2 separate regions of the Homo sapiens genome follow, and region 1 is linked to region 2. A link is a contact called in ENCODE Hi-C or POLR2A ChIA-PET data. All regions are on one chromosome and are shown on one strand. Each heading gives the region's core, a stretch centred on a gene start or an enhancer-like site at or near the end of the contact. The rest is flanking DNA. Distances are from core to core; before and after follow the strand shown.

Region 1 (5,403 bases), core at 434-2,933, 890 kb after region 2:
ACTGCCCCTCACCTCAGATATGGATAAAATTAACGGTTTCCAAAACACACTCCTCTATTTTGATTTGCTAGGATGGCTCTTCCACCTGTATCCTTTGTAATAACCTTTATAACTGATAGTAAACCTAAGTAAAATTTTCTCTGAGTTCTGGGAACCATTCCAGCAAATTAATAAAATGTGAGGAGGCCGGGCAAGGTGGCTCAAGCCTGTTATCCCAGCACTATGGGAGGCCGAGGTGGGCAGATCACCTGAGGTCTCAGGAGTTCACGACCCGTCAGGCCAACACGGTGAAACCCTGTCTCTACTAAAAATACAAAATTGGCCAGGCGAGCTGGCGGGCGCCTGTAGTCCCAGCTACTCGGGTGGCTGAGGCAGGAGAATCGCTTGAACTCAGGAGGCTAAGGTTGCAGTGAGCCGAGATTTTGAGCCCCTCTCCTCTCCCGCAGTTTCTCCCCTTCTTCCCTCTATTCCTTCTTTTCCACTTCATCTGCTCCATCTTGCAATTTTTTTCCTCTTGTTGCTCTTTCTCTCCAATCTTTTGATTGTCTCCAATCTCCATATATTTCTGCCTCTTTCTTCTCCCATCTGTGCTCCTCCTGTTAAATTCCCTCTTCTCTGTCACGCCCCCTTGTCCCTACTGTCTGGCAACCCCAGATCTCTGGGGTGGTTCTCCCTTTGCCCTCCTTGTCACCGGCTGCCCCCTCTTGCTGTGCCAGCACCACGCTGCTCGGTCTGCCCTGGCTCCAAATCCCTCCTCCTCTCCCCAACTTTGTCTGAGGAGCCTCCCGCTTTGCTGCCCCTCTCCCTACCTTGCTGTCCTTCATCTGTCTAGAAATAGAACTTTTCTCTACATTTCTCGAGTTGCTTTTCTCTCCCTGCTACTTCCTGGGGTGCTTCTTTCACTTTGCAAATCTCTCACCCTCCCTCTGCGTTGCCGTCTTGTTATGGATCTTCCTCATTATTTTCTCTCTAAATTTTTCTGTTTCCTCTACCTCGCTCTCCATCTCTCTTTCACTTCACATTCACAGGGAGGGGACTGGAATAAAATACCCACCTCCTCAAGAGCACAGTTTCCAATGGGAGGAATTTGGGACGGAAGAACACTGGGTGCCCTGAGATAGGTCCCGGCCACCTCCCCCAACACAGGATCCGGAGAAGCCGTGACTGCGAAAAGGCCTGGGGACAGAAGGGAACGGCCCAAGGAGGACTACGGCGGCAGGCAGATCAGGGGTGGGGTCTGCAGAATCCCCAGACCAGGCAGAGGACGCGGCCCCTCCCGAATGGCGGCTGCGGCGCTGCGCCCCAGGGGCCGACAAGGACGAGGCTTGGGACCCGGAGGGCGTGGATCCGCCTCGCAGGCGGGGACTTTACGTGGCGCGGGGCTGGCGGAGGGGTCACTGAAGGGTTTTAAGCAGGAAAACGGCGCGAAAGCAGCTGCCTACGCAGCCCTACGGCAGAACGACCGGAGACAGAACCAGCCCTAGGGCGATTTTAACACTCTGACGGGACGCATGAATTTACTCGGGGTGGAGAGAGCGGTGCGGGGATTTCAAGGTCTGTACCGCCCCCCACATCCCGGGTACAGAAGCGTGAGGGCACCGCTAAGCGAACACTTAATCTAAACAAAGGAAAACTCACGCGCCGCAGTTGCGCCATATCTCCACGCCATCCACTTCCGGGTCTGCAGGCGGCTGCGCGCGAACGGAGAGGCCGGGCCGGGGCGTGGCCAGCGACGTGGCGGGCGGGGCCTGAATACTTATTGGACGGGGCCTGCACTTCCCTCCTCCTATCTCTGGGCGTGTCTCGGTTTTCCGCGTTTTGCAAGCCACACTTGCCAGTCAGGCTGGAGCCGCTCCACGGTTTGTGACCTGGGATCTCACTAGGAGGGTCAACGTCTGTTGTTTGGATCCAGGAAAGTTCCCACAATTAAAATTAAGGAATTCAATTAAAATTTAGAAATTTAATTGAAAATCCCTTAAATTGTCTGTGAAAGGAATGCAAACTAAAATACAATATGCAAACTCAACCTGTGCAGAATGTGTAATTTCACGCTGACGCCCCACAGAATAGCATAGAAATCCTCTCCATTTCTATTCCCCATTCACTCTGGAGTAGAGAGTTCCAAAGAGTTTCCTGGGCCACATCTGGGGCGTGGAGTGCTAAGGCCGGTGAGAAGTCAGGTCACCAGCTATTGCTTTTAAAAAAGCAATAGAGGCCGGGCACGGTTGCTCACGCCTGTAATCCCAGCACTTTGGGAGGCCGAGGCGGTCGTATCACTGGAGGTCAGGAGTTCGACACCAGCCTGACCAAAATGGAGAAACCCCGTCTCTACTAAAAATACAAAAATTAGCCGGGCGTGATGGCACACGCCTATAATCCCAGCTACTTGGGAGGCTGAGGCTTAGGTCAATATTTTCTAAAAATACTGTAATTTCAGATTCACTTTAGGTGCATTCTGAAAGTAATAAGTAAACATACTTTTTATTTTAAAAATTATAATCTCTTAAATCTTGTTTGTTTTCTCTTCTTCAATGTACTGGCCCCTGTAGATAACAAAGCCCTTAAAATAGTCTTCAGAAGACAATTGTATTTATTGATCTAAAGAATAACTCTGCAGTAATTCTAAGTGTATTTGGTAGGCCGATTATTCTTTTATAGAACCCTGATAGAAGTAAAACTAGATTATCAAATTTTAAATAGCCTTACGTCTGCCGGCAATAATTTTATGGCAATATTTTTGAATTAACAGGTACTAATAAGTATGCTTTTCTCTGATATCTCACCCCCCCAACTTTTTTTTTCTTAAGACAGAGTCTAACTCTGTCATCCAAGCTGGAGTGCAATGGCACGATCTCAGCTCACTGCAACCTCCACCTCCTGGGTTCAAGCAATTCTCCTGCCTCAGGCTCTCGAGTAGCTGGGATTACAGGCGCGTGCCACCACGCCTGGCTAATTTTTGGATTTTTAGTAGAGATGGGGTTTTGCCATGTTGGCCAGGGTGGTCTCAAACTCCTGACCTCAGGTGATCATCTGCCCACCTTGGCCTGCAGAGTGCTGGGATTACAGGCGTGAGCCACCGCACCCGGCCTTATATCCCTATTTTTGGATCCCTTCATCCATCTTGAAGTATGATCATGTTTAGATATGAAAATGAACATATTTAAAATATTAGCAGGTTAAAATGAGGATATAGTGATATGTCACAAAGATGGATACGAGATGACATATCAGCATTTTTTATTTTTATTTTTTTCAGTTGGAGTCTCGCTCTGTTGCCCAGGCTGGTGTGCTGTGGCATGGCCTCCACTCACTGCAACCTCTGCCTCCCGGGTTCAAGCAATTCTCCTGCCTCAGCCTCCCGAGTAGCTGAGATTACAGGCGCCTGCCACCATGCCCAGCTAATTTTTTGTATTTTTAGTAGAGACGGGGTTTCACCATGTTGGCCAGGCTGGTCTCGAACTCCCGACTTCGTGATCCGCCCACCTTGGCCTCCCAAAGCACTGGGATTACAGGCGCGAGCCACCGCACCCGGCCCATATCAGCATATTTTACTTCGATTATTATTATTATTTTTTAGAGACAGGGTCTAACTGTGTTTTCCAGGCTGCATATGTACTCCTGGGCTCAAGACATCCTCTTGCCTCAGCCACTTAAGTAGCTAGGACTCCAGGCACACTCCATGGTGGCCTAGGTCAGCATTATTTTTTGAAGATGCAGTATCTGGGATAGATTTTGGGATCTGTACAAGATAGATGTCTATATTACACAATATTGCTAAATAGCTATGTTGCCACGAAACAACTTTTAGCATTGACTTTTATGATCTGAAGCAAAGAAATGAGTTGATTGCAGAGCTTTTCATGAAACTAAAAAGTAGAGGATAAGCTGATTATAGCTTAAAGTTATAAACCCATTATGTATATGGGGAGTTTGTTGCTTCTAAAATTTTCAAGGGATCAGCATGGACATTTTTGGTTTTTGTTTTTTTTTGACAGGATCTCGCTCTGTCACCCAGGCTGGAGTGCAGTGGCACAATCTCGGCTCACTGCAACCTCCGCCTCCCAGGTTCAAGTGATTCTCCTGCCTCAGCCTTCTGAGTAGCTGGGATTACAGGCGCGTGCCACCACACTCAGCTAAGTTTTTGTATTTTTAGCAGAGATAGGGTTTCACCATGTTGACCAGGCTGGTCCCAAACTCCTGACCTCAAGTGATCCTCCTACCTCGGCCTCCCAAAGTGGGATTACAGGTGTGAGCCACTGCACCTGGCCAACAATTTTATTGATGAATAAACATTTAACAGGAATATCATACGCAATAGAGGCAATCCGTTAGGAGATAGGAAAAAGAATAATTTCTATACAACCCATTATAGACTGGTTTTTGAGATAAGCACTGATTAGCCTCAAAAACTTGATTGCGCTATTGCTTATACATTGTTCATCCTGACCTTACATGGTAATTGGGGAGACCATCTATGTTAGCCAATTAGCTTTATTCAGAAGCAGGGGGGAAAACCCTAACTTATATGTTTACAACAGGTGGTAGTTTTACAAAATGGAGCCAGGTACCCACTGTAGATAGGCTCCTACCAACCCACAGAAACAGAGAGATACAGGTGCTATCTCTAGTGATGTTGACATTTGAAAGAGATGTCTCCCAAGTCCTTGAGAAAGATATCCCTAGGTCATTATGCTGACAAAAGGTTTATTTAGTTTCTAAAAATAAACATTTCGGGAGAAAGTACTCACAAGTTTTCTAAGGTAAATATTCTGACAAAAAGAGGAGGAAGAGAAATGCCTTGCCATATTTTCAAAGGAGGAATGCAGGCTCTCATTTTTATTTCGTATTTATCCCTATAAGGCATGCATAGAATATTCACCAGTGACCTTAATATTGGCCAAAAGAAAATTTCAGCTAATTCAAAAAATTAGGCAGGGCACTGTGGCTCACGCCTGTAATCCCATACTTTGGGAGGCCAAGGCAGGTGGATCACCTGAGGTCAGGAGTTCAAGACCACCATGGTGAAACCCCATCTCTACAAAAAATACAAAAATTAGCCAGGCGTGGTGGCGTGCGCCTGTAATCCCAGCTACTAGGGAGGCTGAGGCAGGAGAATCCCTTGAACCCAGGAGGCAGAGGTTGCAGTGAGCTGAGAACATACCATTGCACCCCAGCCTGGGCGACAGAATGGGATTCTGTCTCAAAAAAAAAAAGAAAAAAGAAAAAAGAAAATGACAGGAAATATTAAGTGTGGCAAGGTTGTGAATAAACCAAGAACTCATGCGCTGCTGGTGGGTGCTGAAATGGATACAAACATTTTGGAAAACTGTTTGGTAGCAGCTACATAAGCCTACCAGATGTCAATTTATGCTTCAATAATTTCACTTCTATGAATTTATCCAT
Region 2 (5,054 bases), core at 1,309-3,808:
ATATAAATTTTCTTTTAAGAAAGAACATAACACATTCAGATTTTTTTTTTTCCTGGCAGATAAACGACAAAGTTTGTATGTTCACCCTCATAACATTTTGATCATTTGAACTTGTGACCTCTCTACTGGAACTGTATTGAACTTCACCTAAAGGTTGGTTGAGAAGTGTTATGAGACTGTTTATTACATAATGTGGGTTTCTGGGGAAAGCTGGGTAGACTTCCAAAGCTGGTCTAAAAATGGCTTGAGAGCCCAGATAAGCAACTTGCTTGGTGTGTTATGGTTGATAAGGTGTGGGGATGGGTTAGAGGAAGCTTTGTGTGGTTTGAACGTCCATCTAGTGACAAAGGAGGAAGCACTCAAGCATGACCAGTTTGACCAAATGGGCAGAACAGAAGTGCAGAGCTGTAAAAGCGTTAGTAGTACAACATCACAAAATGGAGACTGACGCTAGTACACTGAATTATTTACTCTGGAAAGTTCTGAATTCTTGGTTTGGGAAGACCCCAGTTTTCTTTTTTGTTTGTTTGTTTTGTTTTGTTTTTTGAGACGGAGGCTTGCTCTGTCACCGGGGCTGGAATGCAGTGGCGTGATCTCGGCTCACTGCAACCTCCACCTCCCAGGTTCAAGTGATTCTCCTGCCTCAGCCTCCCAAGTAGCTGGGACTACAGGCATGTGCCACCACGCCTGGCTAATTTTTGTATTTTTAGTAGAGACAGTTTCACCATGTTGGCCAGGCTGGTCTCGAACTCCTGACCTCAAGTGATCCACCCGCCTCTGCCTCCCAAAGTGCTGGGATTACAGGTGTGAGCCACCACGCCCTGCCCTAGTTTTCTTGATAGTAATATTCTACATTTATTCTTCCGCTGTACCCATAGGACTCATTAAAAATAACACAACTGTTGAAAATGTTTTTGAAATCCTGTTTAGTTATAATGCCTAAGATGTTTTTATACTAACTCAGTGAAAATCTGTGGAAAAGTTTCTTACATAATAAATATGATTAAGCAGTTTTACTGGAAGGGCATTTCTCCAAAGGCTATGGAAATGTTATTTTCAGTTTATGGTATTGAGCAATATATTTCATGGTTTATGTTCAATTGTAGTAAAATTACTTTTTATTTTTTAATATGATTTTCCCTTTTATTTTTTTCTTTCATATATTGTAACCCAGATGAAACGTTTAATATTTTGTTAAAGTGAAAACTATACGGTGTATATAAATAAGGGTGTTGTTTGGAGATAAAATTGTGTGACATGAAAATGTACATAAGACAATAGCAGGTATAAACTAGGTTCTCTATAAACATGAAAAAAGGGTATCCCTGTGAGTCTTTAGTTCAGTCAATGTACTGGGATGGTACGTTAGAAATACTGGAAAACTATTCTTTAGGCGAAAATAAATCCAATTGTCATGTGGTGACTATTTTCCACACTCTGTTATCCACATCTGATAGAACATTAAGAAACAGAAAACAAAAAAATAGACCCAATATAGATTACAATTTTAAAATAAAAAGTACTGTGTCAAGTTCCCTTCAGAATGCCCATAAAGTGAATTTGAAATTACATGATATTTAGAAATTATTGATTTAAGCATATTTTGATGCAAAGAAAGATTATGTCAAAGTTGTTTGTGGTTAAGTCATTTCAAGTGTGGAACGGAATAACGAATATAAGCAAAAATAATGCAGTTTATCTCTATTTTTTAAAAATTCACATGGTTTAAATCAGTAGTTGACTGGGCACAGTAGTTCACTCCTGTAATCCCAGCAATTTTGGAGGCCCAGGCAGGAGGATTGCTTGAGGTCAAGAGTTGGAGACCAGCCTGGGCCGAGACTCCCATCTTTACAAAAATATATGTTTTAAAGAACAATAAAGCAGCCCTTGGTGATCTAACTTATCGGCCTTAACCTTCCCATGAATTGAGCACAGGCTTGACTCTTCCACTGGGGAGAATGGGGATTTGAAATGTAAAGGAGGTTCTGTTGGGCTACTGCATTAAATTGCATATCCGTCCAGGTAGGATGCTGCATTTCCCATTCTACTTTGAATCATCCTCAGAGATAATTTCCAGACATTTTAGTTAAATTAAATACATTTTAATTGCAGGAATTGCTGGATCCAATCGCCGTGCCTCGTGGATCCTCCACTAAGATCCCAGTTCCCAGACCGAGATCCCCGATTCCCAGATCCCCGTTCCTGAGCTGCAGCAGACTCCCTAGCAGGACTGGGTCCAACCCGCCGGCAAACAATTTTAACATAAACCGTTTTCAACTTGGTAAGAGGAAATCATTTTGGTTTCTATCATAAGTGGTCCACGTAAGTCTATTCTTTCACCTTAAAACTGCTTCAAATTGGAACGGTGCTCCCGGGGACATAGTGAACACTCCAGCGTTTCTAAACCGGGAAAAATGAGACTGCGGGCTAGGCAGGCTGAGGGAAGCGCAGACCCCGCCCCAGCTCCGCCCCAGCGTTTCGTCCGCAGACCCCGCCTCTCCCCAGGCCCCGCCCCCAGAGTGCCCGGGCTCTTTTCCGCGCACGCGCAGTTTTCTGCAGTTCCGGAAGCGGATCGTGTTGGGTGCGGGTGACGCCGCCGAGCGTGAGTGTCCCTCAGTATGGATTAAACTTGCGAACCGCCGTGCCCCGTTTCCGCAGCCAGTTCCCGGGCTCGCTACAGACCTTTTTTTTTTTCTTTTTTTTTTTTTTTGGTGAGACGGAGATTTACTCTTGTTGTCCAGGCTGGAGTGCAATGGCGCGATTTCGGCTCACCGCATCCTCCGCCTCCCAGGTTCAAGCGATTCTCCTGCCTCAGCCTCCCGAGTAGCTGGGATTACAGGCATGTGCCACCACGCCCGGCTAATTTTGTATTTTTAGTAGAGACGGGGTTTCACCGTGTTGCCCAGGCTGATCTCGAACTCCTGACCTCAGGTAATCCGCCCGCCTCGGCCTCCCAAAGTGCTGGGGTTACAAGCGTGAGCCACTGCGCCCGGCAGCTACAGACCTTAAGATCCCCGCACCGCGCCCTCCACCCCAGCTGACTCGCGGTGTGGGTTCGGAGTCGCTTCTCTTTGGGTTGAAGTAGCTCTGAGGCTTCTCCCTGTCCCCGGCCTTTCGCGTCTTCCTCCCGCTTAAAACCCTTTCCTGACCCCTCCTCCCGCCCCGGGCTTTTTAAAGTCCTCGCCCGCGAGGTGGATTCCCGCCCTGGGTGCCTCCCAGCCTCGCCCTCGTCGGCCCCTGGAGCGCAGCTCCTCAGCCCCGGTACCGGCGAGGCCGCGTCCTCTGCCTGGTCCTGGCATCCTGCAGACCCCACCCCTCTTCTAAGGCGCCGTCGCCCCGCCACCTCCCTCCTCCTCGTGCCGGGCCCTGCTGCTCCCCAGGCCTCCCCTTCGCAGTCCCCGCTTCTCCTGAGCCCGCGCTGGGGAGGTGCCCGGGGCCTGTCCTGTGACACCCGGTGTTCTTGCCTGCCCAGCTCCAGCCCCTGGAAAATGCGCTCCTCCAAGATGCAGGCGTCTTAGTCCAAACCTTCCTGTGAATGTGTGGACCAAGGGGATTAGCAGGTAGAGAAAGGGGCAGAGACAGAGAGAGAAGTAGAAAAACTGAGAGGAAAGAGTGAGGGAAACCCGTAACCAGATGGCAAAGTAGAGGATGGGCGAGGGATTTGCAGATGGTAAGAGAAGGAGCTGAGAAGGCAGAAGGAGAAAAGCAACTGGGGAAATGTAGAGAAAAGCTCGATGTCCAGAGACATGAAGGACAGCAAGGTAGGGAGAGGGCCAGAAAGTGGGAGGCTCCTCAGACAGAGTCCGGGAGAGGAGGAGGGATTTGGAGCCAGGGCAGACAAGCAGCGTGGTGCTGGGACAGCAAGAGGGGACAGCCGGTGACGAGGAGAGCAGAAGGAGAACCACAGCAGGGGGAGGCCTGGGATCTGGGGGTGCCAGAGAGTGGGGCAAGAGGTGTAGAAGGGAAGAGGAGATTCAACAGAGGGAGCAGAGATGGGAGAAGAAAGAGGCAGAAATATATGGAGACTGGGGACAATGAAAAGACTGGGGAGAAAGAGGAATCAGAGTTGAAACAAGGCCCCAGAATGGGACAGAACAGGTGCAAGCGGAGGAAGAAGGGGAGAAATAGCAGGAGATGAGAGGGGCTCAGAACGACGCGCAAAGAACCAGGGGAAAAACACAGAAAATAAAAAATAAGCTAATGTGAGAATGAGAGCTATGTAGAGGATGAGGGAGGGAAACACACAGTATGGAAGCAAGAGAGGGACCCTGAGTCCAGGTGAGTGGTGCGTTGATTAGATGTGATGATGACATTGTGACATTGGTTTCTGGGTTTAAAATAATGCAACACATTTAAAATACGTTTACTTAAATTATGCAGTTGCAAATGAGAATGGAAGAAACTCCTTTATGTAAAATGCGTAACACGTGCATTTGACAATTATTAGTATTAGGGTATAGCTTCATTTGCAATCACTATTCAAACCAGAGGGCAGTGACTTCGCTCATTTAGTTTTGAGTCCACCCACTTCCCTTTTCCTGGAATAGGGTAGGGTGTGGGCGAGTGTATGAACTAAGAGGAAAAAATATTTTTCCTTTGATTTTCTTTCCTGTCACACTCAATACAACAGGGCACATTCTACACAGTGTCTCGCCTCCACTCACGAAAATGTGTGCGGATTTCTCCCACCAACAACCCGTTCTCTATCAGACACTAACTGAGTGTCGTATAGTTTAACTCAATTCTGAAACTCTCTACCTGGAGTTAGCATCAGATCCCACTGATTGAGGCTCAGTTCCACGAAATTGCCCCCGCATCAGGTGCCAGTTGTAAGTCTCCCGTTGGTACCTGAACTTCTGAGCGACCAGCTATACACTGGGGATTCCCTTGACATCCCCCTCCCCACCACCTCAGGTTCTATTAATTTGTGAGGGCGGCTCAAAGAACTCAGGGAAAACACTTCACTTAGTTTACACATTTGTTATGAAGGATATTACAGAAGATACAGATGAACAGTCAGAAGGAAGAGCTGTCCTAGAAAGTTAATCAAAGCC

Evidence for each region. Hi-C counts contacts between places; a loop is a spot of excess contacts on that map. ChIA-PET counts read pairs that join two places held with the same protein, here RNA polymerase II (POLR2A). Pooled maps may share reads with other maps.
Region 1: a loop to region 2 is called in a map of naive thymus-derived CD4-positive, alpha-beta T cell, with 13 times the contacts of the local background. The contact joins the promoter of ZNF766 here to the promoter of ZNF347 in region 2. A Hi-C loop is called at or near these places in 1 of 168 maps with a recorded cell type or tissue (naive thymus-derived CD4-positive, alpha-beta T cell) and 8 of 50 pooled maps. POLR2A ChIA-PET finds 5 or more read pairs at or near these places in 1 of 52 experiments (HEK293).

Annotation. Positions count from the first base shown.
Region 1 is chr19:52,265,867-52,271,269 of GRCh38, reverse strand. It overlaps ZNF766 (zinc finger protein 766), which reads right to left and starts at 1,683. Exons shown (of 4, transcript NM_001010851.3): 1 at 1,639-1,683. The coding sequence starts at 1,656. It overlaps LOC124904763 (a long non-coding RNA gene), which reads left to right. Exons shown (of 4, transcript XR_007067331.1): 4 at 1,029-2,026. RefSeq lists enhancers at 677-746, 1,180-1,474, 1,397-1,942 and a silencer at 1,657-1,886.
Region 2 is chr19:53,156,557-53,161,610 of GRCh38, reverse strand. It overlaps ZNF347 (zinc finger protein 347), which reads left to right and starts at 2,558. Exons shown (of 5, transcript NM_032584.3): 1 at 2,558-2,602. RefSeq lists a silencer at 2,376-2,625 and an enhancer at 2,361-2,655.